2 separate regions of the Homo sapiens genome follow, and region 1 is linked to region 2. Evidence: chromatin loops called from intact Hi-C (ENCODE). Cell type or tissue: gastrocnemius medialis. All regions are shown on one strand. Links, peaks and the distances in the headings refer to the core of each region. The heading gives the core; the rest is flanking DNA.

What was found. Hi-C counts contacts between places; a loop is a spot of excess contacts. Peaks named below come from ENCODE experiments on the same cell type or tissue, not always from the same donor. Only the 100,000 strongest peaks of a DNase experiment are listed, where the experiment ranks them.
Region 1: it touches region 2 in a loop (1.8-fold over the local background); 2 of 110 quality-filtered maps call a loop at or near these places.

What each region holds. Positions count from the first base shown.
Region 1 is chr3:183,929,375-183,945,918 of GRCh38, forward strand. It overlaps ABCC5 (ATP binding cassette subfamily C member 5), which reads right to left. Exons shown (of 30, transcript NM_005688.4): 24 at 16,476-16,544; 25 at 13,353-13,542; 26 at 8,527-8,686. Among named protein-coding and RNA genes, the nearest start is that of MIR4448, 51 kb to the left of the region's middle. RefSeq lists an enhancer at 15,531-15,620. In gastrocnemius medialis, for the core only: no CTCF peak of the experiment used is centred there; DNase peaks (open chromatin) are centred at 3,997, 6,777 and 10,542; H3K27ac peaks cover 350 bases.
Region 2 is chr3:183,972,752-183,989,295 of GRCh38, forward strand. ABCC5 (ATP binding cassette subfamily C member 5) reads right to left here. Exons shown (of 30, transcript NM_005688.4): 3 at 16,475-16,544; 4 at 15,821-15,976; 5 at 15,019-15,166; 6 at 10,023-10,256; 7 at 9,700-9,873; 8 at 8,976-9,123; 9 at 5,752-5,900; 10 at 4,766-4,873. Among named protein-coding and RNA genes, the nearest start is that of ABCC5-AS1, 25 kb to the right of the region's middle. In gastrocnemius medialis, for the core only: no CTCF peak of the experiment used is centred there; DNase peaks (open chromatin) are centred at 4,980, 7,800, 9,450, 9,680 and 1 weaker place; H3K27ac peaks cover 7,804 bases.

The DNA.
Region 1 (16,544 bases), core at 2,982-10,981, 44 kb before region 2:
GTGAGCTGAGATCACACCACTGCACTCTAGCCTGGGCGACAGAGTGAGACTCCATCTCAATAAATAAAATAAAATAAAATAAAAAATAAATCTCTCCATACGTACAAACTTAGAAATGCACCCTCTTTCTCTTGGTTTACCTGGTTCACAACCCTGTAATTGAGTATGGGGCTCCAGGACAGCTGGCCTGACCAGGGAAAGAAACTGATCCAGTAGAAGGGAAGAGGAAGAAGGAGAGAAAGAATAAAGGACAAGTCAAGAAAAAGGAATTTTCCTGGCACAGAAGACCAGTTTGGGGACCATTTTTGCTTACTGTGCCAACAGTATCTACCTCAAGGAAATCAGAGTTGATACCAAAAGAACGAGACTAGAAATTTTTTTTTTTACAGGCGCATGCCACGTAATTTTTGTGTTTTTTGTAGAGATGGGGTTTTGCCATGTTGCCCAGGCTGGTCTCAAATTCCAGTGCTCAAGCTCAAGTGATGAGCCTACCTGGGCCTCCCAAAATGCTGGGATTACAGGCATGAGCCACTGTGCCCGGCCAGGACTAGAAATGTTTAGGACAGGAGAAAATTATCTTTGCCACTGAGGATGAGGGTGGAGAATTGGTGGTGGAACAGGTATTTGGTGGAAAACTGGGATGTTACAGTAATTTTGGACGGCTTGTCTTGATCTACACATAACATTTGGAGGTCTAGTAATCTGAAAAGTATATTTGCTTTGCTCATAAAATTATGCCTGGCATGTGGGAAACAGGAAACTCTCTGGGAGAAACATGGACTTTTACTCTATGCCACACACCTGTCTCCATATCTGGGGTTACTAATTACAGGCATGCAAATACAATCACGTCATTATCACAGAACTCTAGTGAGAGGACAGCAGGCCGGCACCGCCTCATTCCTGCTATCTGGGCATCTCTCGATCTCCTGGGAGATTCTGACCCGCCTTGCTCTCCAGCGCCTCTTGCCCTTTGCACGGCGTTTTTCCCGCTTGGAACATGCTCGCTTCTCACTACCCTTGGCCCAGGAAGTGTTGTTTAATATGGTACAGTTTAATGGGTTGACCTGTGTCTCCCCAAAAGACACCTAAGTACCTAAGAATGTGACCTTATTTGGAAATAGGGTAATTTGCAGATGTAATTAGTTAAGATGAGGTCATACCAGAGTAATAGAGAAGGGTGGGCCCTTAATCCCATATGACTGGTCCTTATGAGAGATGGCCACGTGAAGGCAGAGAAACACTGGGAGGGCATCATGTGACAATGGAGGCAGAGGCCAGAGGGATGCATCCAAAGCCAAGGAATGCCAAAGATGGCCACAACTACCAGAAGCTGGAAGAGGCAAGGAAGCGTCCTTCCCTATAGGGTTCAGTGGCAGCATGGCCCAAATGACACTTTGATTTTAGACTTCCAGCCCCCGGAACTGTGAGATAGTACATTTCTGTTGTTTGAAGCCATCCAGTTTGTGGCTTAAACTGTTTATGACAGCCCCAGGAAACACATACAGCAAGTAAGTCCATCAGATGCCTCTGGATCAAAGAGCAGGCATGGAGCCCCCTTTCATCCACAAGGATATGCTCCAGGGAGCCCCGGTGGATGCCTCAAACCACAAATAGTACTGAACCGTATAAATGCTATGTTTTTTTCCCCTATATATACATACCTATGATAAAGTTTAATTTATAAATTAGGCACAGTAAGAGATTAACAATAATGAAATCAAGCAATTATAACAATATGCTGTAATGAACATTATTTGACTGTGGTCTGTCTCTTGCAAAATATAGTATGTAATATTTTTGGACCCTGGTTGATCATGGGTAACTGAAACTGCAGAAAGTGAAACCATGGAGAAGCGAGAACTGCTGTACACAAAAGCGCGGTCTCCTGCCCACTGAGTAGCCGGCCCTATCAGATTTTCTATGGGCAAATACGACAACAGGCTTAACTTTTTTTTTTTTTTTTTTTTGAGACAGAATCTTGCTCTGTCACCCAGGCTGGAGTGCAGTGGCATGATCTCAGCTCACTGCAACCCCTGCCCTGCCCCGCCAGGTTCAAGCAATTCTCATGCCTCAGCCTCCCAAGTAGCTGGGACTACAGGTGTGCGCCACCACACCTGGCTAACTTTTGTATTTTTTGGTAGAGATAGGGTTTTGCCATGTTGGCCAGGCTGGTCTTGAACTCCAGGTCTCAGGTGATCCATCCGCCTTGGCTTCCCAAAGTGTTGGGATTACAGGCGTGAGCCACTGTGCCCAGCCCAGGCTTAACATTCAATTCACCCAGGTCCATCACACCAGCTGAAGGAGCCTCAGACCACTAAACAATGGGTTCCAGATAGAAAATGAATATTTGCATACACTCGTAGGTGGTACACAGTAAGGCAGACCAGACCAACCTCAACAGGGAGCTCAATCAGGAATGGAAAAATATCTCCCCTCATTAGAGAAGCCAGATGGTCCTGGGTCTGACCCACAGACAGAAATGAAAGCAAAGTTATGCATCCACTTAATCAAAAGGATTCAGTTAAGTGATTGGATAGAAAAGTGTCTGAACATGAGGGCAATTATTTTTAACAATCAGAACCCCTGGAGTCCTGATCTTGCCAAAGGTACATTTTCATCTTTGGTTCTTCATATTTTATTTTTAGCAATAGTCAACATTGACCACTGCTAAATGAAGCCAAGAATATCTCCCAAAGTGTGAGACAACACAGCAATTCACCCTCGGTATAGTAGAAAACACTGCAGTAAACCATGCTGCCCTGTCATCTGTGCTGGGTGCTTCATAGTAGCCTTGGTTTTCAGAGCAGGAGATTTTGGGACTCACATACCTTCTTCTATCAGGAAGCAAAAGGAAATCTTATTCTGAGGTATGCAGAAATACGGACTGATTTTGGCTTTTAGTTGTTAAGAGTCAGATTAGGTGAAAAAAGTTAAGAGGAAAAAGTAGAGCAAATGAAAAATACTAGAGAGAACGGCATAGATTGTGTGACTTTCTTTTTTCGTTTTTGAGATGAGGAAGGCAGATGAGACTTTGAAGATGCTGGGAAAAGAAATGTAACTAAAGGTCAAGATCCACAAAGAGGCACGTCTAACTGTTTTTTGGAGAGATGGAATATCAAGGTCGTGGTTAACAGTGGGGTCGTGACACACGCTTCAGGAGGCAATGCAGTGAGTGTAATGAGTAGAGCCAGCCGGCCAGCCTGGGTTCAAATCCTAGCTCTGCCACTTTTAGCTGTGTGTCTTTGGGCAAATTACTCTCACTCTCTGGATTTCAGTTTCATCATCTATATAAAACAGGAATAATGGCCAAGGGCGGCATCTCATGCCTATAATCCCAGCACTTTGGGAGGCAGAGGTGGGAGAATCTCTTGAGCTCAGGAGTTTAAGACTAGCCTGGGCAATATAGTGAAACCTCACTATTTGGTAAAATAAAATATGCATAACAATGGTGTCTGTCTTATGAAGTTTTGAGCATTTGTTAAATACAATTAAGATGGTTATGACAGGTGGGGAATGGTGGCTCATGGCTGTAATCCCAGCACTTTGGAAGGCCGAGGTGGGCAGATCACCTGAGGTCAGGAGTTCAAGACCACCAGCCTGGCCAACTATGTGAAACCCCATCTCTACTAAAAATACAGAAATTAGCCAGGTGTGGTAGTAGGTGCCTGTAATCCCAGCTACTGGGGAAGCTGAGGCAGGAGAACTGCTTGAACCTGGGAGGTGGAGGCTGCAGTGAGCAGAGATCATGTCACTGCACTCCAACCCAGGTGACAAAGCGAGACTGTCTCAAAAAAAAAAAAAAAAAAAAAAATTTAATGAGCAGATCAAAAGGAGAAGGCACCTGAAGAAGAAGAAATGAGAACACTGTTTCTTGCTAATGAATGGGCACCAGGCAGAAGTGCTCCGGGTAGACAAGGTACCCATCACTCACAGGGGACGAAGACTCAAGAGACATACCAGAGTGACAGCTGGGGACAGCTCACTGTCAGCCTAGCCAGGCTCCAGACAGTCCTCAGGATGAAAAACACTCCAGCTGCGGGGGATAGGACAGAGGCCAGGGCTGGGTTTCCTGGGTCCAGGAAGCACAGGGAGCTCTGGGAGAAGGTGGGGAAAGCTAGGGCCATGAGACAGAGGCCAGCAAAAGTGTTTTAAGGCCTGGATGAAAAGGGGCCTCTCTTCTTGGAGGCAATCATGAGGGCAAAACAATAGGGAGCTGCAGAAACACAGGCTGGAGAGCTCAAGCCCACACAGGCAGATAAAGGAGGGCCAGGATGCAGGTACTAGAATGACATTCTGGCTAATCTAAGGAAGGGGTGTGGTCCCAAATTATCTGGCCTATGATTTAGATTAGATTATATTTGTACACAGAACAACTCAACAATTTTTATCTTGTGACTTTCTGAGTTTTGTTGGTTTGATTTTGGTTTTACCTTGCTTTTCCTCTAAGAATTCCTTTCAAGTTTTAATTGTTTACAGGTATCTCAAGAAGAGGTACCCACCCTCAATACTGGCTAATGGTGGTGGAGGCGCGGTTTCCAGATTCAGAGTCTCTAGGAGGCAGCTGAGGAAACAGCTTATTTATCCTGCCTGTGCCTTGGGAAACTCATCATAGGCTTTCTATCTTCTAACTAAAGCAAAAGAATACTGGCTGGGCGCGGTGGCTCACACCTGTAATCCCAGCACTTTGGGAGGCTGAGGTGGGCAGATCACCTGAGGTCAGGAGTTCGAGACCAGCCTGGCCAACATGGTGAAACCCCGTCTCTACTAAAAATACAAAAATTAGCTGGGCATGGTGGCCCATGCCTGTGGTCCCAGCGACTCAGGAGGCTGAGGCACGCAAATCACTTGAACCCAGGAGGCAGAGGTTGCAGTGAGCTGAAACTCCAGCCTGGGCAACAGAGCGAGACTCTGTCTCAAAAACAAAAGAATACCAAGAGCTGAACATTCTCTGGGATCCGTAACAAACCTGAGAGGATAAAAGGAAACCTTAGGGGATAAAAGACAAGTCCAGCATTTAATTCTTCCTCAGTGTCTACTACAGACTAAAAAGCCAAAATTAGAGCTGGCAAAAATTTAACTGAAATGATTTTCTCACTTTGCACAGCTGACTTCCTAAGCTGCACCTAAGCTCAGTAGCTACAAACCCAGGACAGCAGTGTACCAACTACTGAGCTAGCCACAAAGCAGTCAACATTTCTTTCTCTGGAGACAAATGGTTCCAATTCTACTAAAGCTACAGGCGCACGATGTTCTACCCACACCAGCTGCACGCGCCCATGGTCAATTCTTTTTCTTTTAACATTTTATATAATTTAAAAAAGCAGAGACGACGTCTCACGATGTTGCCCAGGGTGGTCTCGAACTCCTGAGCTCAAGTGATCCTTCCGTCTCGGCCTCCCAAAGTGCTGGGATTATAGGCATAAGCCACCGCACCTGGCCTCATGGTCAGTTGTTAACCACTAACTCTAGAAGCCCCCATTTCACAAACCCAAATGAAATGCTATAAAATTGTTAAATTAAAACTGAGGCTTCTTGGTGGCAGCAGTTTCAAAAGAAATCTCAAGTTTAACGTGCTTTATTTCTTAATTCTCTTCCAAATGATGATTTAAAAAACTAGTTCTTATGGCCAAAGCCAAATATTGTAAGGCCAATTTTTTTTTTCAAGGTGTTCCTGTGGCATCTAAAAATAGGGAGATTTATGGGAAGAGCCAGGCTGGTCTCAAACTCCTGACCTCAGGTGATCCGCCCTCCTCGGCCTCCCAAAGTGCTGGGATTACAGGCATGAGCCACCACGCCTGGCCAAGCAATGGCTTCTTTTTTTGAGATGGAGTCTCGCTCTGTCGTCCAGGCTGGAGTGCAGTGGCATGATCTCGGCACACTGTAACCTCCACCTCCCAGGTTCCAGCAATTCTCCTGCCTCAGCCTCCCGTGTAGCTGGGACTACAGGTGTGTGCCACCAAGACTGGCTAATTTTTGTATTTTTTAGTAGAGACGGGGTTTCAGCATATTGGCCAGGCTGGTCTGGTACTCCTGACCTCGTGATCCGCCCGCCTCAGCCTCCCAAAGTGCTGGGATTACAGGTGTGAGCCACCGCACTCGGCCTATTTTTAGGCTTTCATCTTCAATAAATTCTAATTTTCTTTTGAGACAGAGTCTCGCTCTGTCACCTAGGCTGGAGTGCAGTGGGACGATCTCAGCTCACTGCCACCTCCGCCTCCCAGGTTCAAGTGATTCTCTTGCCTCAGCCTCTGGAGCTCTGGAGTAGCTGGGACCACAAGCATGGGCCACCACACCTGGCTAATTTAGTAGAGACAGGGTTTCGCCATGTTGGCCAGGCTGGTCTCGAACTCCTGACCTCAGGTGATCCGCCCACCTAGCCCTCCCAAAGTGCTGGCATTACAGGCGTGAGCCACCACGCCTGACCAATAAATTCTAATTTTCTTCTGATATTGCTTGTCTGACCTTATTACCTCAATACCCAAAGAGAATGGTTTATTATCAACCACAGATACAGTGCATGCTGTCCAGATTCAATTACAGAAACACCAAAATAAACATACTCTAGGGTGTTGACACTACACAAACACAGGTGAGAATTCTGCTGATTTACTGCTATGGACTACAGGTTTGTGTGCCCCTAGAATTAAACTGTTGAAACACTGACCCCAATGTGATGGTGTTTGGAGGTGGGGCTGTAAGGAGGAGATTAGGTTTAGATGAGATCATGAGGGTGGGGCCTCAAGAAGAGGAGACACAAGAGCTCTCCTTTCCGCGGGCACACACCACAGGCATGCACCACAGGCACACACCGAGGAAAGGCCACATGAGGACAGAACAAGACAACCATCTGCAAACCAGGAAGACGGCCCTCAGCAGACACCCATCCCCGGCCTTCCCAGCCTCCAGAACTGAGAGAAATAAATTTCTGTTGTTTAAGCCACCCAGTCTATGGTATGTTGGTATATACAGCAGCCTGAGCAGACTAAGATATCTACCAAAGTTCCTTGAGTTCAAAATGCCATTTCCAAAGGTGGAGGGGATAGTTTTAAAACAAGTCTGAACACTGCCTATGATTATTTGAAATTAGGTTGGTACCAATTTTTCTGAAAACTGCTAAAAATTACTTTTAGAATGATTTTTTTTTTTTTGAGATGGAGTCTCACTCTGTCACCCTGGCTACAGTGCAGTGGCATGATCTCAGCTCACTGCAAGCTCTGCCTCCCGGGTTCACACCATTCTCCTGCCTCAGCCTCCCAAGTAGCTGGGACTACAGGCGCCCACCACCACGCCCGGCTAATTTTTTGTATTTTTTAGTAGAGACGGGGTTTCACCGTGTTAGCCAGGATGATCTCAATCTCCTGACCTCGTGATCCGCCCGCATTGGCCTCCCAAAGTGTTGGGATTACAGGCGTGAGCCACCGTGCCAGGCCAGAATGATTTTTTAATAGACAGGGACACAAATGATGGAAATCCACTGTTTTCAGGAGGCTGAAGCTTAAGGCTAAGGGTAGGATCAGGTAAGCTTAGGAAAGATAATGTGATGCTTTCTCCTTGGACTGTTTTAATAGGCCAAGAAGAAGGATTTTATCTCTGGCAACCTGGCAGATTTCAAAAAGTGACATAATTCCAGAGTATCAAAGGTAGGGGAAGATAGTAGAAAATGAAATAACATGAGTAGTAATAATGCCTGAAAGCCACCATTGGAACTGGAACTTTTGGCCAGGTGCAGTGGCTCGCGCCTGTAATCCCAGCACTTTGGGAGGCCGAGGCGGGTGGATCACTTGAGGTCAGGCGTTCAAGGCCAGCCTGGCCAACATGGTGAAACCTCATCTCTACTAAAAATACAAAAATTAGCTGGGCCTGGGGGAGGGCGCCTGTAATCCCAGCTATTCGGGAGGCTGTGGCAGGAGAATCACTTGAACCCAGGAGGCGGAGGTTGCCGTGAGTCAAGATCGTGCCACTGCACTTCAGCCTGGGTGACAGAGTGAGACTCCATCTCAAACAAACAGAACAAAAAAACTGCAACTTTCAGCGCACCTAGGAGAGATGACAGAATGGAGTGGGGGGCAGATGAGGATGATGTCAATGAGGCTGATGACAGCAGCCACCATTTGCTGAATGCTTACCATTTGCCAGGCCCTGTGCTTATATAATTTACATGAACTTATTCAACCTTCACAGCAACAGGTCTTTAAAGCATCCCCATCTTATGGTTGAGGAAACAGGCACAGGAGTGGTTAAATAACTTGTCCGAAGTCACGGAGCAGAGCCCTGGGCCCAGACCTCTCTGGCCTCTTCAGCACTGTGTTGCAGGCCTCCCTGCACCCTTCAGTCAACCAAGTGGCATTGTGAGTGGTGCTGCCTCTCCCTTCTGCACCAGCAAGCACATGGTGCAGTGGGAAAAGCACCAGACTAGAGATGGTGAGCTCATGGTCCCAGGGGGCGGTGCTAGCATCATGTGGTCCCACATGCTCATCTGGCCTCTAAGTGACGCACGAGACATGCAGGTGCTCAGGTCCTCACCTGACAGTGCCACTGAACAGCACCGGCTCTTGAGGAATGATAGAGAGTTTGCTTCGGAGGTCGGCAAGGCCAATATCACTGATTCTCACTCCATCAATCTTGATGCAGCCTCCAGATAACTCCACCAGACGGAAGAGGGCCATCCCCAGCGAGGACTTCCCTGATGAGTCAGAAGACATGCAAGAGAGGAGCTGTTAGCAAAGTCTGTGAGGACAATGCTGGTTTAGCCTCAGGGCAATGCCAACTATTTTTCCATTTCTATTCAGTTGTTATTTCAACTGATTAACTGAGATAATGTATAAAATGATAGAAAAATGCAATTAACTTTCCTGAGATACCAGGCAGACACCTTCAAATTACACAGCTTCAGCCTGAGAAGGAAGGGAAGGGACCATTCCATTTTCATTTTTTTTTTTGAGACGGAGTCTCACTCTGCTGCCCAGGCTGGAGTGCGGTGGTGCGATCTCGGCTCACTGCAACCTCTGCCTCCTGGGTTCAAGTGATTCTTCTGCCTCAGCCTCTCAAGTAGCTGGAACTACAGGCACGCGTCACCATGCCCAGATAATTTTTGTATTTTTAGTAGAGATGGGGTTTCACCATATTGGCCAGGTTGGTCTCAAACTCCTGATCTCGTGATCCGCCCACCTTGGCCTCCCAAAATGCTGGGATTACAGGCGTGAGCCACCGCGCCTGGCTGACCATTCCATTTTCATGAGAGTAAAATGGAAAAATGCCTCCTGGTCACCTTAGGAACAGGTGCACAGAGCTGAATGCTTCTTAGGCAAAGTTAGGAGAACAGAGATCTTACAGCAAGCAGTTGAGGGGCAAACCAGAGGACAAGATGTCTTTTTTCTCCCTACCCCCTTATTAGGGCTGAGAGAGAGACTAAGACAAGGCCTCCTGTTGCCACAGCAGCAGCTGGGGAATTGAAGAAGTTCCAGGGATAAATAAACACATACGGGAAGGAGGTTTTGCCTCGACTCAATGAGTAGCTGTCAATGGCCCTACTGTGATAGGAAACTATGGCAGAGAAGCAGGTTTGGGGGATCAGTGTTATTACAGTAATCAGCAGAACAGGTTAACCAAATCTTCATTTGAAAAGTTTACATAAGTAATACGAGATGACATCATCAATCTCCCATAATCTCACTTCTATCATTTTAGGCACACTTCCTTTCGGTCTTTCCTCAGAGTTGAGATCATATCAGAAATGCAATATTGTAATTGCTTTTTTCACTTAACACTGCATTGGCCGGGCACGGTGGCTCATGCCTGTAATCCCAGCACTTTGGGAGGCTGAGGCGGGCAGATCACCTGAGGTCAGGAGTTCGAGACCAACCTGGCCAACATGGTGAAACCCTGTCTCTACTATAAATACAAAAATTAGCTGGGCAAGATGGCGAGTGCCTGTAATCCCAGGTACTTGGGAAGCTAAGGCAGGAGAATCACTTGAACCTGGGAGGCGGAGGTTGCAGTGAGCCAAGATCGTATCATTGCACTCCAGCCTGGGCGACAGAACGAGACTCTGTTTCAAACAAAACAAAACAAAAGCATTGTATAACACTCAGTCAACCATCTTTTAAAAAAATTTTCAAGATAAAATTTTAGTGGTTGCATTCCATCATGTGCATGTATTCTTGTTCAGCCAGCCCTCTAAGGGTCAACATTTAGTTTATGTAAAACTTATAATAATGTTATGTCCTATTATCTTAGTGCTGAAACTTTACTGCCACCTCAGACAATTTCCTTGGGAAAGAATCTTAGAACTGAAATTACTGTGTCAAAGGATATAAACATTTAAAAGGTGCTCTCTCTACAGAGCCAAAAAGAAAAGAAGTTTGCCATAGTCCTGTCTACCTTTCTGCAACTTGGTTCCATGGTTTAGATTTAGAACTACAGGGTTTTAGCTGTTGAATCACTTTTCCTTGGCTGTACGCCTGGTTCTTGACCCTCCTACCTTTCTCGTGCCACCATGTCATGAAAGACCTCTTGTGAGGGCCTCATCGAGATCACCACGATGCTGTCTCTTCAGCACTCATGGAGGGCGCAAACAGCCTGCCTTGCCCCAGTGTCTACAGCCACGACCCCACTGTCGGGATCTACCCCCTGGGCATACCTCTGTCTAACAGCCTAATGGGAACCTGAAAAACACCCATAAGACTTGGAAGAAGTAACGCCCAGGAAACTTGGAAAAAGCTGTATTAGGACCCATCTTCCTAATGCAACAATCCTCACATCCTTCTACCAGAAACGAGTTAGGAAACCTGGTCCGTCTAGCAGGATAGTTCTCCTCCTAGAAATGAGTGACTCCAGGCCGGTGGGCGCAGCGGTTCACACCTGTAATCCCAGCACTTTGGGAGGCCAAGGTGGGTGGATTACTTGAGGCCAGGAGTTTGAGACCAGCCTGGCAAACATGGCAAAACCCTGTCTCTACTAAAAAATACAAAAAAAAAAAAAAATTAGCTGGGCATGGTGGCATGTGCCTGTAATCCCAGCTACTCCAGAGCCGAGATTGCACCACTGCACTCTAGCCTGGGCAACAGACTGAGACTCTGTCTCAGGAAAAAAAAAAAAAAAAAAAAAAAAAATGAATGACTCTGTTCAGGGTTGGGGGACTCAGTTACTGGCCCCTTTCCCAGATAGGAGGGGAGGAGACATTCCCTCTGGGCCGAGGCAGGGCTTTAAGATCTAAGCTAAGGAAGGAATGGTGCCCGAAACAATGGGTCAAGTTGTTCCAGTTTAACAAAAGGTGCCTAGGTTTGGACCACCTGGACTGGAAGACTTTAGAGTCCTCTGAATCTGACTACCTTTGCACTGATGGAATGTGCTGGTAAGAAAGGCAGTGAAGTCCTCAAGATGGTGTCCTTGACTGACATGACCACAGGAGAGTTTCCAAGTTACCCGTGAAACTTGGAAGAAGCCCTATTAGAACCGGAGTGTAAATCAGGTTATTATTATTATTATTATTATTATTTGAGATGGAGTTTCGCTCTTGTTGCTCAGGCTGGAGGGCAATAGCGCAATCTCAGCTCACTGCAACCTCCGCCTCCTGGGTTCAAGAGATTCTCCTGCTTCAGCCTCCCGAGTAGCTGGAATTACAGGCATCCACCACCACGCCCAGCTAACTTTCTGTATTTTTAGTAGAGATGAGGTTTCACCATGTTGGCCAGGCTGGTCTTGAACTCCTGACGTCAGGTGATCCACCAGCCTGGGCCTCCCAGAGTGCTGGGATTACAGGCGTGAGCCACTGCACCTGGCCACTATGTTCTTTTTCTTGTTTCTCTTCTGTCACTAACTACTGTTTAATGAAGTTGTGGTGCTTGTTTTGGCCTATCTCACCTGTGTTAAAGGGAAATCATAACAAAGGACATCAGTCAGCTTTCAGGGGAGCAGTGTACCCCTGGGGACGAATGCAGCAGATGGGCTCAAGGGAGAGAACAGTAAAAAGGCTTGGGGAGAGTCACCCTGCTTGGCTAAAGATTCCCTTCCAGCATGAAAGACCTGGAGCAATGTCTTGTTTTGACGTGAAGTAATTCCCTCAAACAGAAAGCAGGAAATGGCTTTTTCCTTTTCTTCCTTAGAAAGTTCTTTAAAATCAATTGGCCAGAAAAGACAAAAGGTTTTTTTTTTTTTAATGGCAAGGAAAAAAGCTAGAAGAGTTTTGATGCCAAAGAAGCATGGAGCCTAGAAAACTAATGAAAACTGAATCAAAGATACCTCTTATACAAGGATAAAAAGGACAGTAAAAGAAGACAAGTTCAGTCTTTGGAATGCAATTCAGGAACGAAAGTGAGAAAAAAGGGGCCGGGTGCGATGGCTCACACCTGTAATCCCAGCACTTTCAGAGGCTGAGGCGGGTGGATCATGAGGTCAGGAAATCGAGACCGTCCTGGCCAACATGGTGAAACCCTGTCTCTACTAAAAATACAAAAAAATTAGCTGGCGCCCCTGTAGTCCCAGCTACGTGAGAGGCTGAGGCAGGAGAATCGCTTGAACCTGGGAGGTGGAGGTTACAGTGAGCTGAGATCGTGCTACTGCACTCCAGCCTGGCAACAGAGTGAGACTTTGTCTCAAAAAAAAAAAGAAGTAAATTACTCAAGTCCTGACCCTAGAAATCTAAAGGATCTACAGTTACGCATTTCTTTTCTTTTTTTTTTGAGACGGAGTCTCGCTCTGTCACCCAGGTTGGAGTGTAGTGGCGTGATCTTGGCTCACTGCAACCTCCGCCTCCCAGGTTCACGCCATTCTCCTGCCTCAGCCTCCCAAGTAGCTGGGATTACAAGCATGTGCCACCACACCTGGCTAATTTTGGACTTTTAGTAGAGACGGGGTTTCACCATGTTGTTCTGGCTGGTGTTGAACTCCTCAGGTGATCCACCCGCCTCGCCCTCCCAAAGTGCTGGGATTACAGGCATGAGCCACTGCGCCCAGCCTACTGATAGTTTTAAAAGAAGGCCATGAAACAGCATGTGTCAATGACCTCATTTTTGTAAACCTACATATTACTAGAGGAAGCCTAACAAGATAGCTACCAAAATGTTACCAGTGCTTCTCTCTGGGTAGCAGAGTTGTGGGTGCTGCTCCTCTTTCGTACTTGGCTGTGTGCCCCAGTGTTCTGCATTGAGAATGTGCACATTTATGACTGTGAAAAGCACTCAATGTCATCAAAGTGGGGTCAACAATAAACCTAGAAAATTGGTTTCAGTAGGGGGCTGAGACACTAATTGCTCATCAAACAAACAAGGATCCGGTTTAAAGGGGTGAAAGTGATATTTCATAAACTGCTACGTTCCAATGGATTCAAAGAAGGCTTTGCACATCCTTACCTGATCCTGTCCGCCCCACAATGCCAATCTTCTCTTTAGGTTTGATCGTGAAGGATACTTTCTTTAGGACGAGAGGGAGGTTTTCTCGGTACCTCATCTCTGCGTTCTCAAAGGTCACCTCTCCCTCCTGGGGCCAGTCAGGGGAGGGAGCCTTGTTCTTAATTCTGGCAGGTGCTTCCAAGGACAGAGTCTGGGGAGACAAGGGTGGCCAGTTCAGACTGACCACAGATTCTTGGGGAGCTGCAGGCTTTGTCACAGAGAAATAAAACCAGGACAACCATAGTAGCCACACAGAGGTAGCTGCCACCCTGTCACCTTGCTAGGAAAGAATCCCTTGGAAGTAAATGCTTATCATCACTAAACTCGACAGAGACAGAGCACAATGGCTAAGTGTCATGGCTACTAGCAGCAGCCTGGGGAGGGAAGTGGTGTTCAGACTACCTTTTGTCTCAAGGAACTATTCCACAAAGCTGCCTTGGGGGCCAAAGGAAAACCAACACGGGCAGACATGAGGCCTTCCACCCCTCCACCACAGCAGTTTTTACTGAAATTCTTTGAGATAGGATTCTACCATTTGATAATCATTGGCTTAAATCCAAAGGAAGAAAACTAATATTTACTGAACATCTGATTGGATCCTGGCATTCTGGCATGTCTTGGTCAATCCAGGAGACACAGACTCTAATTCTAATTTTGCCACTGTGTGACCTGGACAGATCACCACTTCTTCTGCATCTTAGTTTCTTATCTGCAAATTGTGGGGACTGGATTAGATGATCTTGAGAATCTATTCCAGCTCAAAATGCTGTGATATAACTGCTTGGGTAATTTTTATCATCAACAATCATATCTCATGATCTTTTAAAACTCTCTGGCAATTGGCCATGGAGTATATAGCCTTATGGGGGGAAGTAAGGGCCAAAGACTGTAGCACTCTGGGGGGTTAAGCCTAAAGTCTAAAACTCCAAGCTGGAAGGACTCTGTGTTGGGACAGTCAGTGGGAGGGCAGGCCTCTGAAATGTGACCGGTTTCAGCAGGGTCCACTTTGTACCACCACTGACCGTAATCCTAACCTCTCCAGCACAAGGCTCTCGCCAACCATAACATTAACTCAAACACTGCACATATGTACACACACGGGTCATCTACACACCAGGACAGTGTGCAAAGAGGCTAACTTCTAAACATGAAAGAAGAGCTATTACTAGATACACTGGGCAGCCACCTGCCATCCTTTCTGAGAATAAGAAAGTTATTCATTTGTAAGCTTAAGAAATATTCTACCACTAATGAGGCTCACTGTCAAAACAATCAGTGAAGCACATCTCTATTAGAGAATCCAGTTTACGTACACTCAGTTCCCAATTGAAAGAGTAATTTTTCAGGCCGGACACTATGGCTCCTGTCTATAATCCCAGCATTTTGGGAGGTGGAGGCAGAGGCAGATCGCTTGAGCCCAGGAGTTTGAGACCAGCCGGGACAACATGGCGAAACCTATCTCTACAAAAAATACAAAAATGAGCTGGGCCTAGTGGCGCATGCCTGTAGTCCCAGTTACTTGGCGGGGCTGAGGTGGGAGGATCACTTGAGCCTGGGAGATCGAGGCTGGACTGAGCCGTATTCATGCCACTGCACTCAAGCCTGGGTGACAATAAGACCCTCTCTCAAAAAAAATAAAAAAATAAAAAATAAATTAAAAAAGGAAAAAAAGAAAAAAAGCTAACTTTTCAAAACTATGTTTCAAAGTCAAGTGTTGGGAACTCAGAATATACTCTTCACATATAAACAATGACACAGATGCTTGTAAAGTCTCACAGCAGTTCAATAAAATAGATAACTCTTAAGAATTGAGTTCAATTTGAGAATCTAACTACTCATGATGCTGCTTCTTTATAAGCAAATTTGTCCAATCTGTGGCCCTTGAGCCACATGCAGCCCAGGACAGCTTTGAATGTGGCCCAACACAAATTCGTCAACTTTCTTAACATATTATGAGACTTTTTTTTGCCATCTTTTTTTTTAAGCTCATCAGCTATCGTTAGTATTATTTTATGTGTGGCCTGAGACAATTCTTCTTCCAATGTGGCCCTGGGAAGCCAAATGATTGGACACCCCTTGATGTGGTTTGGCTCTGTGTTCCCACCCAAATCTCATCTCGAATTGTATAATAATCCCCATGTGTGAGGGGAGAGGCCTGGTGGCAGATGACTGAATCAGGGGGGTGGACTTCCCCCTTGCTGTTCCCGTGACAGTGAGTTCTCAGGAGATCTGGTTGTTTGAAAGTGTGTGGCACTTCCCCCTTCTCTCTCTCTCCTGCTCTGCCATGGGAAGATGTGCTTGTTTCCCCTTCACCTTTCGCTATGATTGTAAGTTTCCTGAGGCCTCCCAGCCATGCGTCCTGTTAAGCCTTCGGAACTGTGAGTGACTTAAACCTCTTTCTTCATAAATTACCCAATCTCAGGTAGTTCTTTACAGCAGTGTGAAATGGATTAAGACATCCCTGTAGGAAATTGTTTAAGAGTGCCAGTTAGGACAGCAGCAAGATGCCTGCCACCCACGGCAAGACGGAAGGGGTTCCTGGGGAAAGGTGGGAAGAGCTGGATACTCTGGTATCAATTAAATTTACTCGTTTGTAAGTTGGGAGAGCAGTTTAGAATTCGCTATGGAGCTTTTCAAACTATAGAAGCCTGGGTCCCACCCCAATCCACTGCAACAGAATCCAGAGATGAGGCCACGTTTGTCCTGCCAAAAGCTCAGCAGGGGGTCCTGATGGCCATCCCTGATTAAGAACAATTGGACATAGTAAGAATTAAAACAATACATGGTTTTAAACAGTGTAAGGAAAATGCTCCATTAGTCAGTTAAGCTGAACTGACAAGGTTCTGAACATTCTGGAAATTAGCCAATGAAGTTCTCAGCTCGACATAATTTACAAATATACTTAGAAACTCTTACGGTAATCTCTTTCCCATTCCAAGCACGGTTGAGAGATTGCTGGAGATTCTGTGGGATTAGATAGGCAGAGAACACAAGCCTCCTCCTTGTACACCCAGCTGAGGCAGCAAAGGGTAAACCGACTCCAAGAGGAGTCAGATCACGGTAAAAGGCCTACAGCAGTCTGACCTTAATGTAGTGATTGATCCTCTCCACCGAGGTGAATCGAGCTTCTGTCTCAGATGCCAGTCTGACCGT
Region 2 (16,544 bases), core at 4,025-12,024:
CTGATGCCTCAGCCTCCCAAGTAGCTGAAATTACAGGCACGTGCCACCATGCCCGGCTAATTTTTGTATTTTTTTGTAGAGATGGGGTTTCACTATGTTGGCCAGGCTGGTCTTGAGCTCCTGGGCTCAAGTGATCTGCCTGCCTCAGCCTCCCAAAGTGCTGGGATTACAGGCGTGAGCCACCGCACCCAGCTGAAGAATGAACTCTTGAAGAGGGAAATGTTTCTGAAATTAAGATGTAAAACACTGATCACAATAAATCACAGCCCAGGATTTTCCCGTAAGACTTTGAATCCACTTTTTTTTTTTTTTTTTTTTGGTGAGATGGAGTCTCGCTGTGTCGCCCAGGCTGGAGTGCAGTGGTGCAATCTCGGCTCATTGCAAGCTCCGCCTCCTGAGTTCACGCCATTTTCCTGCCTCAGCTTCCCGAGTAGCTGGGACTACAGGTGCCCGCCACCACGCCTGGCTAATTTTTTGTATTTTTAGTAGAGACAGGGTTTCACTATATTAGCCAGGATGTCTAGATCTCCTGACCTCGTGATCCACCCGCCTCAGCCTCCCAAAGTGCTGGGATTACAGGTGTGAGCCACCTTCTAACAATCCTCTTAAGCCAGTGATCTTCTCTACAGAATGCTATACCAGTTGGATTCACAGTATGATTTAAAATATATTTATCTTAATTTAAAAAAATTTTAAACATTACAAAATCTTTAGAGAAAAGATAGCTTTTAGGGTCAGGACCCTCCTTAGTTACTGAGAACCCCCCAGCTATCTTAAAGTTTGCAGGTGCTATTAAATATCATACATAATCCCTCTCCCCAAAAACAAACCCTTTCTCTCTTAGATTCTAAACTTCTAAGCTCTCCCTTAAGCCCCCGTCTCCCATTCATCCCTGATCCTATCTTCCCCGAAGTGTCATGATTCTAAACTTCTGAGATAATCTTCACTCTCGAGTAACCTTAGGTGTGGCCCCCGCTTGCTGAAATGGCTGCTGCTTTCATTTGTTCAAAGCCTTCCTGAGAGATTGAACTAAGAGTAACATGCCAAACATTTTGATCACCTTCACAGAGTAAAACCACATGCCGACAGAATTTCCATCATTTCTCTCCCTTAAAGAGTTATTCAAAGGATGAAGGTCTTTTAGGCCTCAATGAACTATTAAGAAACATGCCAGTACCTACTGGTTTTCACAGCTCCAGCCCCATGTTTCCTTCCTACTCCCCGCAGCCTTACCCTCCCTTCTACCAGGAGAGTTTCGGCTTCAGATCACTCTGCCCTGACGTGCTAAGAGGCAGAGAAGGGCCTCCCCATACTTGAACTTGTATCTACTTGAATTTGCACCTGTCAGAACAACAGAATCTTAGATATAACATAAACCTATAACCATATAAACCTATAAACCATAAGCCTCAACTTTATCACAGGACACTGACCATGAAAACACTATTCATTCACTAGAAGAATCAAATCAGAATGAATCTGTTGAGAACAGAAGAGGGGACTACTCACAGGGTTGCCAGATAAATATAAGATGCCCAGTTAAATTAATTAATTAATGTATTTATTTATTTTTTGAGACAGGATCTCACTCTGTCACCCAGGCTGGAATGCAGTGGCGCAATCTCAGCTCACTGCAACCTCTGCCTCCCAGGTTCATGCCATTCTCCTGTGTCAGCCCTCCTGAGTAGCTGGGATTACAGGTGCCCACCACCACACCCAGCTAATTTTTGTATTTTTAGTAGAGACGGGGTTTCATAATGTTGGCCAGGCTGGTCTCGAACTCCTGGCCTCAAGAGATCCACCTGCTCAGCCTCCCAAAGTGCTTAGGATTACAGGCGTGAGCCACCATGCCGGGCCCCCGTTAAATTTAATTCCAGAAAAACAATAATAATTTTTCAGTATAAGTATATTCCATGCAGTATTTCACTGGGTGTCCTGTGTCTGTATTTGCTAGAGCAAGCCACCCTATTCCACTGGTGACAATCAGTGCAGCTTCACACTGCCTTTCTACAGGTTATCAAATCAATAAATTACAGGTTACATAAATAAATTTTATATCTCTTTTCCTATTCTTTATGCATACTACCCAACAGGAAGCAACAAGTTCTCCTGCCATATGCACTTGCAGGGTAGGTGAAATAGAGAAAAGACTATACTTGCAAATCTGTCAGATCTCCAACTCCAATTTAAAAAAGAAAGAAAGAAAATGATGTAAAACAAGACACAGGGTGAAAAGCAGGGCTCTGCAACATCGTCAGTGAGTTTCAAGGTCTGTAAAATGAATCAAAGAAGCAAGTCTCATCCTTGTTATTCTATATTCCATCTTCTAAAAATGATGAGAGGGCAGATGCTTTTGGGGAGATACAATCCCAGGAACAGTTCTGTTGTTTTCAAAAGGCTGCCTTAGATGGTCCCCCAAGATTGAGGCAAACTTCCTTTAACGTACTCAGAAACATAATAAACAGTTGCCTTACACCTAAAAAACAGCCCCCCAACCCTCATAAAGTCAATGTAATTCTAATTAATAGACATCTGAAGATAAGAAGAAAGAACCGGCTTAGAGTTCGGGAGGAATTAAGTAATAAACACTCGTTATCTTTTTTTTTCTGAGACAGAGTCTCGCTGTGTTGCCCAGGCTGGAGTGCAGTGGCGCGATCTCGACTCATGGCAACCCCTACCTCCCAGGTTCAAGCGATTCTCCTGCCTCAGCCTCCCGAGTAGCTGGGACTACAGGCACACACCACCACACCTGGCTAATTTTTTGGATTTTTAGTAGAGACAGGGTTTTACCATGTTGGCCAGGCTGGTCTTGAACTCCTGACCTCAAGTGATCCAACCACCTCAGCCTCCCAAAGTGTTGGGATTACAGGCGTGAGCCACCAAGGCTGGCCATAAATACTTGTTATCTTGTGCCAAGCATCTAATTAAAAAAAGAATAACAAGGAAAAAAAGAGACTGAGACCACCAAGAGAAGTAAGATAGAAGGGGTCTAAAGTCTCATGGGGCATCAAATAGAGCTGTGGGTGGTGCTGCTTCTACTATTAATTCTGAGGCTTCCTGGAGAGAGGAGGGACCTATGATGTGAAAGCCACCTGCTAATCCAAGTCCTCACTAATAAGCAGGAGATGAGAGCCCTCGAAAAACAAGGGGAGGACCAACCTACACTACATGCCCTTACTTTATCCAAAGTGCTACCAAATCCATTCACTAACAAGAATATAGAAATGAACAGCAGGGAGAACTTATGGTCAAACATTTGCTTTCATCCACGACTGGTTATTGCGGATTCAGCAAAATAAAGCTCTGAGTCCCATTAGGCCATTTTTTTTCATATGACTCAGCTCTTGGTTTTCTAAGAAGTGGCCACGTTGGGGTGGGGGAGGGGCACATTCGAAGACTAGCTTTCTTCCTTTCTCTCTTCTCTCCTTCCTTCCTTCTCTCTCTTCCCTCCCTCCCTTCCTTTTTCTTTCTTCTCTTTTTGTAAGAAACAAACAAACAACAACAAAAAAAAACAAAAACACAGATAAGAGTCTCATTCTGTTGCCCAGGCTGGAGTGCAGTGCCATGATCATAACTCACTGCAGGCTCGACCTCCTGGGCTCAAGCAATCTTCCCACCTCAGCCCCCCGGGTAGCTAGGACTGTGGGCGCACACCACTGCACCTGGCTATTTTTTTATTTTTTTGTAGAGACGGGGTCTTGCTGTGTTGCCCAGGCTGGTCTTGAACTCCTGGGCTCAAGTGAGCCACCTGCCTCAGCCTCCCAAAGAGCTGGGATTACAGGTGTGAGCCACCACACCCAGCCAGGACTAGCTTTCTTGACCAAATAAAAGTCACCCGGTCAACTGTAAACAAGTAGAATACAAACAAATCTCGGGAACTGAGTTTCCATGTTTCTTAAGAAGAAAATCCAATTTGTTTTCTCCTGAACCTCCAAGATGATTATATTCATCCCTCAAACATGTGAGCTTCAAGCCTTCACATCACCAAAATTGCTTTCTTATTCCTCTCACTGGCCAATAAAGACAAGCAGGGACATAGGAGCTAATCTATGCAGTGGCAACATCAAGGAATTCCAGCCCACATGGCATCCCTTTTTTTGTTAAGTATTAACCACTATCAAATATCTATTTCTCTCCACCCTCCCAAATATACTCCCTTTTGTATCATGTATGTGTAGTATTCTGAAGGAACAAAGAACACAGCCAAGGTATGATCAACTAACCACCTGCAAGAAAAGAAGCTGAGACTTACTTAACTGCACTTCTCAACATGACCTAGTTTTATGACTATTTCCATGTAACTGCTTTCCCTGCATCGTGAGTAGCACCACAGGGCAGGAAAAAGAAAGTATCAAAAAGGATTCAGCATGTCAATCAATCAAAGTGACAGTAGCAAAGATCAAGGGGAAGATGCCCCACAGTGCTGGTCTTCTAGGTTTAAGCCACTTCAAGGCCCAGTGAGTTGCGACACATCCATGTCAGGCCCAGGTGGAAGGGGCTAGCTCTAAAGGGGAACTCTGCAATCCTGGGAGCCCAGATCATGGCCGTTCACAAAAGGTAAAAATTCACATTAATTAAAAAAGGTGACAAGTCTCATCCCTCAATTCAGTCTCCTCCACTGCCCCCTTTTTCTTACCAACTTGCCAAAAGGCCAAAGCCAAGCTTAAGCCCAGTGAGGCCAGCCTGGGTGGCCCCTTGAACAGAGCCAGCAGTTAGTTGTGTGGGGAGGGCTCCTGACACGGGGGCAGGGGAAGGAGCCACTTACCTTAAATCTGTCAACAGCCACTGAGGCTTCTGAGAGGGACTTTACTGAAAACGGTGTTACTTTCAAAGCAAAAGTCATGGAATTGAAGACTGTCACCACTGTGAAAGCCTGAAAATAGGAGAAGAGAAGAAACTGTGCCTAATGATGCTATGCAACTGAAGTAACCTGACACCATGAATTTCCTCTCAGGCGCTAGGAAGGCTGCAACTTCACGGTCAGCTGTTATTACAAGTCAATTACATTTTTTTTTTTTTGAGACGGAGTCTCGCTCTGTCGCCCAGGCTGGAGTGCAGTGACACGATCTTGGCTCACTGCAACTTCCACCTCCCAGGTTCAAGCAATTCTCCTGCCTCAGCCTCCCGAGTAGCTGGGATTACAGGCATGCACCACTATGCCCAGCTAATTTTTGTATTTTTAGTAGAGACAGGGTTTCACCATGTTGGCCAGGCTGGTCTCAAACTTCTGACCTCAAGTGATCCGCCCGCCTCGGCCTCCCAAAGTGCTGGGATTACAGGCGTGAGCCACCATGCCTGGCCACATTTTTTTTTAAGTAGAGTTTTTGAGACCTTCAATTAAAATTGTCAGTAAATATGAACCACAGGATGATCTGTAATTTCAGAATTAAACTCAAACTTATGTTGACTAAAAACAACTCATACACTATTTGTGCATAAGGGCTGGCTCCCCACTCTTCTGCTTCTCAGCTTAATCCCATGAATGAAAAAATACCTACTAATTCTTGGGGGAACCTCCAGGTCCAGTAAGGAGAGGACCACAGCATCATCTCCATATGTGGTATTTTTTTTTTGTTTGTTTGTTTGTTTTGTTTTGAGATGGAGTCTTGCTCTGTCCCCCAGGCTGGAGTGCAATGGCATGATCTTGGCTCACTGTAACCTCCACCACCTGGGTTCAAGTGATTTTCCTGCCTCAGCCTCCAGCAAATGTGGTATTTCTAAAATGTTCCCCATCCCTGAGGGTTCCCTGACCTGTGCTGCTGTCAGATCGAAGCCCAGGGTCATATGAACAGAGAAGGTCACCACGCTGGCAATCACCACCACAATGGGAGCCACACCCACAGTGATGCTCTGGAAGTACCCAGCTTTTTCCAATATCCGACGCTCCTCCTCGCGGATTTCTATGAATAAAAAGCAAGCCAATTTCAAAGCAAGTTAAAAGAAGCCTAGGGATGTTGTTCCTCCACCTCCAAACAAGACTCTGTAGGTCTCCAGCCACCCTTCAACACCTATGACTATCAACTCTACCACTAAAGCTGGTATAAAAGGCTGAGGTTTGAAATGGATCAAGTGACAGGAATGAATCTAACAGAAAGCAGTCACTATGTATGAACTCAATCATCATCTTCTATGATACCTTTTTCTGATTCTTCTTGTAAATTTCTTAGGTTGAGAAGGAATGAACACATTAATTGTATCTATAATTGGCAGTTGTGTTTGCTTACCTGGTTGTTGTTGACTTTTTGCCTAAGGAATTAATAGGAAAGACAACACAATGGCACTGGAGAATTAAAAAGGGAGGGACTAAGAGGCCAGGTGCGGTGGCTCATGCCTATAATCCCAGTACTTTGGGAGGCCCAAAGCAGGGGGAATCACCTGAGGTCAGGTGTTCGAGACCAGCCTGGCCAACACGGCAAAACCCCGTCCCTGCTAAAAATACAAAAATTAGCCGGGTGTGGTAGTACACGCCTATGATCCCAGCTACTTGGGAGGCTGAGGCCGGAGAATTGCCTGAACCTGGGAGGTGGAAGTTGCAGTGCACCGAGATTGCACCGCTGTATTCCAGACTGGGTGACAAAGCCAGGCCTTATCTCAAAAAAAAAAAAAAAAGGGGCAGTGGGGAGGGAACTAACATTTCCCAGAGTGCCTGCTGTATGTTGGCAGTGGGATAGAAGCTTCCATATAAAAATGCAGTAATGACAACCGGAAGAAGATAGGTGAAATACAATTTCTATAGGCAGAATGATTTTTCTTAAATATTTGCAAAATCAACCCCCATATTAGCAAAGCAACCATAGTGTACTGAAGACCGTGGAGCAGGAAGCAGAACAATAAGATACTTTTTTTTCAGACGAGGTCTCGCTCTGTTGCTCAGGCTGGAGTGCAGTGGCACAATCACGGCTCACCGCAGCCTCAACCTCCATGGCTCAAGTGATCCTCCCATCTTAGCCTCCCAAGTAGCTGGGACCACAGATGTGCACTACCATGCCCAGTTATGTTTTATTTTTTGTAGAGAGGAGGTCTCAGTACGTTGTCCAGGCTGGTCTTGAACTCCTGGGCTCTAGTGATCCTGTCTCTCCTTCCAAAGCGTGGAGACTAAAGGCATGAGCCACCTCGCCCGGCCAATACTTTTTTTTTTTTTAAGACGGGAGTCTCACTCTGTTGCCGAGGCTGGAGTGCAGTGGTGTGATCTCAGCTCACTGCAACCTCTGCCTCCTGGGTTCAAGTGATCCTCCTGCCTCGGCCTCTTGAGTAGCTAGGATTACAGGCTGTGCCACCACGCCTAGCTAATTTTTGTATTTTTAGTAGAGACGGGGTTTTGCCATTTTGGCCAGGCTGCTCTTGAACTCCTGACCTTAGGTGATCTACTCGCCTAGGCCTCCCAAAGTGCTGGGATTACAGGCATGTACCACTGTACCTGGCAAATACTTAATTCTTCTAAGAGGGTATACACTGACCTTAAAGGTATTACCACTGCCTAAGGCATTGGGAACTATCTTCACAGCTAGCTTGTAAGTCACATAAAAACACTGAACTCCTTACTTGAACATGTATTATACACCTTGGCCATGTCTATAATGAGTAAGAACACTCTTTTCAAATTAATACATACAGGTAAAGATAACCAGTCAGGGGCTGATGGATGAGGGAAATTTCAGAAAAAAGATCATAAAACTACAGAATCAGAGAGCCAGAAGGGACCAGTGGCAGCCATCCTGCCATCAACCTGCTGGCAGATGTCCATTCAGAATCCATTTGTTCCACTCTAGTAGAAACAAACTCACTGCTTAACAAGGCAGCCCCGTCCACTGCTGGGCACCTCTTGAGTGCTCATCTCCTCTGGATGCTTCTTAGCTTAACAGCCCTCATAAATCAAATGTAGATTCCAGAATTGGACATCATGTTCCTGAAGGTTACTCAATGAAAGGAAAACAACAGCTGCCTTGCTCTGAACACTGTTTTGTTTTTTTTTTTTTTTTTTGAGACAGTCTCGCTGCGACACCCAGGCTGGAGTGTAATGGTGTGATCTCAGCTCACTGCAACCTCCGCCTCTTGGGTTCAAGCGATTCTCCTGTCTCTGCCTCACGAATAGCTGGGATTACAGGCATGCACCACCACACCCAGCTTATTTTTGTATTTTTAGTACAGACGGGGTTTCACTATATTGGCCAGGCTGGTCTTGAACTCCTGAACTCAGGTGATCCACGTAACTCAGCCTCCCAAACTGCTGGGATTACAGGCGTGAGCCACTGGCGCCTGGCCTGAACACTGTATTTCTACTCCAACTATAATGCATTGACTGTTTCACAGCACTGGACTCAGCTCCTGATGAGGTTATGGTCCACCAACAGCCTCATCTCTTTTATTTAAATTAAGTATCTATGTGTTTGTTTTTAATTATCTACTACTTAAATTTCACCTGTTTCAAGGCACACTGGTTCAATTTGTGTTGAGATCTTTCTGAATGCCCCATCTGTGCCATTTCTCCTAGCTTTGTGGGCACTTACACGTTTGACAGAGCTAGGACCAGCATCCAGCCATCCTGACTCCCAGTTTACCTCAAGGGCCACAAACTATTTCCCGTGAAACCACAGAGTAGAGTGGGCAAAGGTGATGCTCTCAGTAGTAATTTGATATTGTCTTCTGTGAAAGCCTCATGACCAGGCTGGAAAATCATGGGCAGGATGAGAATATACACAGGGGGCTTCGAAACTGGATTATTCCTAACTAGCTGTGTTTTAACTGGGAAAAATCAACATTTTCCCAGGTCTCAATTTCCTCATCAGTGAGATGAGGTTATGGGTTCAAACCTCTAAGATCCCTTTTGAACACAAAGATTCTATGATATTATGTCCTACGATACTAGACACTAGTCCTAGTACGTAATGTGCTCAGAAAGCAAAGTGTGTGAATTATAAGACCCAAAGAATCCAAGGTCCTTCTACCACATGCACATACAAAATCTTTAAACTCACTTTGAACACTCTGAGAAAATGCTTTGACCCAGGCATACATTTTGATAAATTTAATGTAAGTAAGAACTTCATTCATCTTCTGGACACGTTCATCCGTGGCGGCCACGCATTTTCTCCTGAAATATGCTGTGAGCCGTGATGCAAACATCTGAAAGGAAAAGCGATGCCACGCCAAATTAAAGCTCATTCAAACTTGAGAACTACCTAATCTGCTTAAGGTCATTCTCAATAAAATGAGCATATAATCCTGCTTGCTAGGATGGGCCAAATGTTATGTAATCGTACTGTCTTTAATAAAAGTGACCTATTGAATTGTAATAAAACATTACTGAATTCTTATCTCTTTATAAGGCAATGAAGACAAGAAAGTATTTATTCTCAATAGTGACCACAGAGACTGAGTGCTTCCAAAGGGGAGGCAGGAGGGCCCTATCACTTAGCACCAACTCCAACGCAGTGACTCAAACACTCCTATGTCAAGTGGGACAGGGTTCACCAGCTGACCTTCTCATTCAGACTCTCTTTCATGCAAGTGACACCTTACCTCCTCTCAAGTCAAAATTCTGTCCCTATAGAGCAAGCACTATCGAGCTCTAGATTGAACCTGCTTTGAGGAAATTTCCAATCAGAGCTGTGAGACCTCAGCAATGCCTACTATAACCCAATGGAAGTAACTCATCTCCTAAGGAGAAGCTGCCAGGATTCAGCTGGGAGGCTTACTCACCATTGCTGGGTAAAAGAGGATAAAAACAGCTGATCCCAGGAAGCCTGTTGGTCCCAGAATAATTACATTATAAATCATGCCTAAGATGGCAACAACGGGTCCTCCAGCCAGCAGGCTGCCAACGGCTGCTGCCTCAAACATTCTCTGCCCATCGTTGGAGCAAATGTTGATGAGCTATAAGATACAAAGAGTAGTGAGGGGACCCTGCAAGGACACGGTTCATTTGTCTCAGGAGGAAGATAAAGGATAAGGCAGGGCCCTAGAGGAATGAACCTCAAGCTAGGAAGTTGCTCTCTGCTGTGAAGCAAACACCCCTCACTCACCTCACCCAGGGATTTCTCTTTAATGTTCTTTAACTTAAGGATCTTCTTAAATGCCATGGTTAGGATGGCCCCCCGCAAGCGGACACCGGTTCGGTAATTCAATGCCCAAGTCAGTGCAAGCGACCAAGACCGCACGATTTCCGTCAGGAGGAGGCCCAGCACTAACAACAAGCTGTACTGCAGGTTAGACTCTGTTGCCTGGGTATACTCCAAGAGGTGTTTCACCATGAAGGCCTACAGGGAGAGACACACACCACTGTCAACATCTCCACGGCACTCACACACAATGCCATAGTTTTATGTTAAGTTAGAAAGAGTAGGCAGCTCCACTCAGGGACCAGTGCGCAAGCAAAGCAAAACTTTGGAAGACCCAATTATTACAAGCTGCCTGCAGTAACTTACTCAGGGCATTCTGCAGGAGCTAGGTCTAATTGCAAACTTTCTTCCTTACAGGACATCATCAAAACCATTACTCTTTCTAATGTAACATAAACCTATCAATGAGCTGAAATTAACTCTAAACACATGGTCATTCAAAAGTATAGCTTTGACCTTATTCCAGTATCTCCACACATGGATACATTTGTTTACATGAAATTAAGACCTTTTTTTTGGATCGTTTCAAACGTGCTTATTTGATAAAAAGGAACAGTGTACCTACAGTTGTACTGGGGAAGAGTGAGAAGTGCATTTGCAAAACATTCCTGAAAATAAACATCAGCAGTTTAATAGTACAGAAGAGAGCAAACAAAGCAGGCTATCAAAAATCCAGAGACCCTCCCATGGGCCCGCCCCACTCCCGACTCCCTCCCAAAAATGAAAACATGTTACCTCAGGTAGCATATGTCTAACACCACCTGCAGAGGGAAGGCGGCCAGCCCCCAAGAACCACCGAGTGCCACCTCCAGCTGAGGTCCTGCAACGCCGGAGCACACACTCACACAAGGCACATTCAGCAACAGTATTAAATACCAGGAAGTGGGAAGGAATGTACTTTTATTGAAAATGAAAAAATATAAAAGTACCATCTTCAAAGAGCATCTCACAAACACTGTACAGCAGGTGAAGCATTGCAGTAACATACATTGAAACATACAGAGTCGAGTTATACAGGACTAGCCATCTAACAGGTCATCTGGTCTCCGACGGTTGTTTAACGACACACAGTAGAAATAGAGAATAGAACCCATATCTGTTTCCAGAGTCCAAAGTAGTATATCAGGCTGACAGCACTCAATCAGTGAGGGCTCCTGAGGTTGCAATGATTCTGCAACGGAGTAGATTCTCTAGGAAAAAAGACCTTGCTGCTAAGGAAAGAGAATTAAAAACAAAACAAAACGAAAAGCTCCCCAAAGAGGTACTCTGCTCAAAATGGCTGGTGCTACTGGTGCACTAAGTTGTGAGGAATTACCTCTGCTCGGGACAGAATAAAAAATCCTAGGCCTCAAGGAAAAACTGGTGGCATCCTTCTGGGTCTTTTCAAGTCCTTGCATCTAAAAATCAATCTTGACAAAAATAAAACAAAAAACCACAACAAAAGAAAGCCAAACCAATCCCCCACCCTAAAGGAAGAAAAAAATTGATGTGAAGCCCATCCACCCTTCTACCCAGGTGCCTTATAGCAAAGGTGACTGCAGCTGTAAGTCAGAGCTGAATGACAGACAAAAATGGAGGCCAGACACCACGGTCTGGAGGTAGCTACGCTGAATTCCAAAACCCAGACTCTCTCTGGGTTAATTTCTTGTTTTTCCTGAGATTAAATTAATACCAGATGTCCACTAGGTCCTAGGAGATCCCCACCAATCAGATTTTTGCCAAGTCCCAGGAAATAACCTGATCAAATAGGAGACTTCAGATTCCAAGAACTACTGTATTCCACCTCTCCCCTCCCTCAGATTTTTAGGTTTATATCCATTGCTTGGGTCACCACTGTATACAGCCGGGTTGCTGGTTTACTAGCAAGAAGATTGGCTTCTTTTCCAGTATGCAATCCAAAATGTGGAACTGAGTCACAGGGCCAAAGCCCCCTTTTCCTCACGTGAAGCAACTCAGTAAGATGGCGGTGCAGTGAAGCCTGTTCCCACACACCTCGGCACTGATGGAGCAGTCTCCAAAGGAAGGCTGAAAGGACAGCAGGTGGTTGCCTTGGGCTCCTTCCTTCCCATACCTTTAGAGTGCCATTTTTCAGCACTGGGTAATAGCATCAGCGCCTCCCAGATGGGAGGAGCAGGGAAGGTAAAAGACATAGTGAATGTTTACACTATGCGAAACTTTCAAAGGGGGGGAAAAAGAGGAAACAGCAGATTAAAGAAGTTCCAACACATCGGGTTTTTAAATAACAATGACATTTCAAACCATTTTTTAGGGGATAAAGAAAAAAGAGGTTTTCATGAAAAATCCAACCAAAATTTAGTTTTTAAAAAGTTACAAATGTATCATTTAAATCTAAACAAACTGGAAGAAAACTTGAGACTGTTAGCATAGCTGTCTGGCTGTGGAAAGCATTCCCAGTGAATAAACATTACCTTACCTGAACTCTTGGCGAGAGATTCTGCCCAGCTTGACTCTCTCATTCTGACCGCAGAATACAGCCATCCTGAAAATTCTAAAGAACAGCTTCTGTCACTGGTTCCACTACAGAGAGACTCCCCCCAAATCCAGATCCTGACAGCACCAAGCAAGCTGCAGGTGGAGAGAGGTTGGAAGGGTGGGAAACTTACCTCTCTAAGGGTTTTACACTGTCCTTTCCCCAAAAGGCCCTCGAGCAGAGTTAGCATTCACCAAGAGAGAGCACTGCAGGAGGCGGCCTTCTCTTGCAGATCTACAGTGCGATGCTAATTCTTTATACACAGATCATAGGTGAGGCCTGGTCTTTTAGAACTGTCTTAATCCAAAAAGGCCCCAAAGCATCTCTGTAAGTGTAGCAATGTGGCTACACAGGACCACACTGTTAGAGATTCTGGTACTCCATTAACATTACTATGACCCCCGGGCACCCTGCACATATAGCGGCAGTCCCCACCGGCGTCACCAAAACCTTGGATCATCTTGGTGTATAAATGTCAGCATCAGCTGGCTGGCAGGTAAAAACAAACAGAACACAACAACTTGACTGTGTTTCATTTGTTCTGATTATGGCTACCAAGGTTCGGTGAAACCCGAGCAGGGACAAGAAATAAAAATGCCATTTTATTTGGGGAGCCCGTATGTGGGCAGTCTGTCCTTACACAGGTTTCTGTAAGAACAGATTAAGCTAGTTTGAAAGTCGTGCCAGATTAGAAAACTTGTAAAAATCTAAAACGAAATGTTCCTCAAAAGGATTTAAGTCCACAGACAGGAGGTTTACTCACTGCTAGTACTAATCTCAAAACCAGCCTGGTTTTTCAATTTCCAATGAAAAAGAAACATATTAGAATTGGAGTTCCAAAAAAGGAAGTGTGTATTGTTTACACTTTCAAATCTATAAAAGAGATTATGGATGAGTCCATTACTTTCTCAGCTCTAGGGCAGAATCCCATGAAATAACACTGGCCTTAAGGTGCTCTTCCCTGAAACGGCAGAGAGAAGAAAAAGCATGCTGCTGCTTTCCTGTTAAAGGAGGGCTCTTAGCTTTCCCTGGCAGCTAGAACAGTTTCCTAGAGGTTAGTACCCCAGTGTTCTGCACCATAAATGAGAGAATAAGGAATATACGGATGTTCAGGGGAGGGACTGTGAAGCCACCAAGCTGAATACGGATAGGTACCATTTTTTTCAAAAAATAAAAAATAAAAATCCCAGCAATCCATGGAATTTTTTTTAGAGGGGAGCCAATGAAGTTCTTGCATTGGCCAAATGGAATCAAGAAAGCCCATGATCACTTTATTCGCAAAGCCTGCATATGGTGCTACCCAGAGGAATGAATTCTATGAGATCAGAGCAGCCACCAGCCCTGTAGTGAAACAATGACAGAAGCTCTTCTTGGGGGAAGCTGGCTCTATGAAAATGTTTGCCATTTTGGTAAATTACATAACACAACATTTCAGTTACATGGTCCTTCTTACTTAAAACTTTTATATAAAGTATGTTAGTTGGTCAATTATTAATAATATAGAAACCCAATACCAGAAAAGTAGTGTTCTCTGCTTCAGAAAAGAGATCAAAACTTTAACAAGAGGCATCAAACGTTAAAAAAATAAAAACAAAAACAAAACTGCAAATTAGTTTTACCTAATTGCCATGCATCTTAGGCACATACTTACCAAAACCATGAACCTCCAGCTTACCCACATATGGAAAACGCACAGTACAAGCAGTACTACTGCTCCGATGCCTCAAGGCAAATGTGTAGAGAATAGATTTAATCAAGGTCTCAAGTGTAAGGCAGCACAGCAGGTGTAAGAAACAGGTGCCCAGGAAACAGAGTGAACGTCAAAGGCTCTCTTGTCTACTCTGCATCAGTACAGACTGGGGAAAACCACGGCTGCCACCCCAACACTTGCCACACAGTCACACTATAAGCCAAACTTAAACGGACTCCAGGTCAGACTCTAAAATCCTCGACAGTCCTCTAGTTTTCTCAGGGCTTATTTGCCACAGACCTGCCAAACATGTGATAACTGCCTCCAGGCACTTGGTATGTTCCCGGTGCTGGCTCACCAGCCCGGGCCACACAACGTGCTCTCACCCACTCATAGCACTGCAAGACACATCTGCCTGCACCGACTGTCAGTTCATGTTAACACACAACCGAGAAGCACAGTCCTGTGCAGAACTGGAGTCAGTTCCATTTCACCCCCACCCAGAAATCAAGCCAGTTCCATTTCTTCTCTGGCAACACTGCCCTTTCATCCTTCCAGCTGTTGCCAAAATCCATCGACCCCTTTCAACAGACCTGAAGGCATCTCTAAGACTGCTACCTAGCCCAAAGCTGAGCACAACCTCTGCAACAGAATAAGAGTGTTAGAGCTGGCCGTGGCCGGGCCCCTGGAGACTGTCGGAAAGGATGGTTAGAACTTACTGGTCCACTGAAGCCAGCCAGCTGCGTGATCATCAGGCACACGATGGACAGGATGAGCCTGGTGCGGCAGAAGATCCACACAACCCTTCGCAGGGAAGCAGCGTCTGGCCCAACTTCATTCAGCTCTTCTTGCCACAGTCTCTCTAGTCTTAACAAGGGCACACGTCCTCGTTACACATCTCCTCGGGGGAAAGGCACACCTAGCTCCCCGCCTGCCACCACTTTTTGTCTCCAGGTTTTGCCACCACTCACACAAGTCTCTCCTTTAAAATTATGTACATAGTCTTCACCTTCTGGGAAAAAATACCCTTCCTAGGGAACTACACATTTACCCTGTATAAGGAGCCTCCCAGGATACAGAAAATGATGAGAGCAAAAGCCTTTCTTTCCACCCAGGAAAATGATCCCTGAATGCAATTTGTGAATAAGAACTTTCTTTTTCAGGGGCCCCCAACCCTTTCTGAAGGTTCCTGTGGTAAAATGTAAAGTTGTAAACTACATTTTAATCATGACAATCAGCTACCACAAAAATGTATTCTGTCACAAGGCAGCAACATAATCTCCCTGCAGACTCAGGAAGAGAAGCGGGGCTGAGAGAGAGAGAGAAAGCCCGTGGTTAAAACAGGATCAAAGGTGAAATAGGAGATAAAGCAAAAGAGCAAAGAGAAAGTCATCCCCAGGCCGCCCGCCCTCCACTGGACAGCTCGGCTCTTTAAAGACACAGAGCTGTGGACTTCACACTCCTAGCTCAGGCCCTGCCCACCCGGCATGGGGGAGATGAGGGTGGACCAGAGGCGCCTACCTTCTGCAGTTCACGTCAGAAGACTCGTGCTTGGACAGAGACCACACGTCTTCCATTGAGAGCTCCCCCTTCTTGTGGGCCACACGGGCCAGAGAAGAAAGCCACGAAAAAGTCATACAGGAAAAAAGCCCAGCATTGTCCACTGGGTGCTGGTGTCTAAGGAGAGAAAACCGAAATCACAAAGCTATCAACACGCACGGAGAGGGCAGCCCGTGTTTAATGGACACTGTTTAGTGAACACAGCTCTTAGCTAAAGACCAGTCTCCCCAGATGATCTAATCTTAGCCTGAATGTTCTAAAACGGCTTTGATGGGCCGGGCGCGGTGGCTCACACCTGTAATCCCAGCACTTTGGGAGGCCGAGGCGGGCAGATCATGAGGTCAGGAGATTGAGACTATCCTGGCCAATATGGTGTAACCCCGTCTCTACTAAAAATACAAAAAAATTAGCTGGGCTTGGTGGTGGTGCACGCCTGTAGTCCCAGCTACTCAGGAGGCTGAGAGGCAGGAGAATCACTTGAACCCAGGAGGCGGAGGTTGCAGTGAGCCGAGATCATGCCACTGGCGACAGAGCAAGACTCCATCTCAAAAAAAAAAAAAAAAAAAAAAAAAGGCCTTTGATGCTTCACTGTCATCACTCAGCACGGCATCTTACTTGGAAGTAGTCCGGATGGGCTTCAGAGCACTCAAGCCATGATGGTACTTTCCCTTGGGATGCTCCTCAT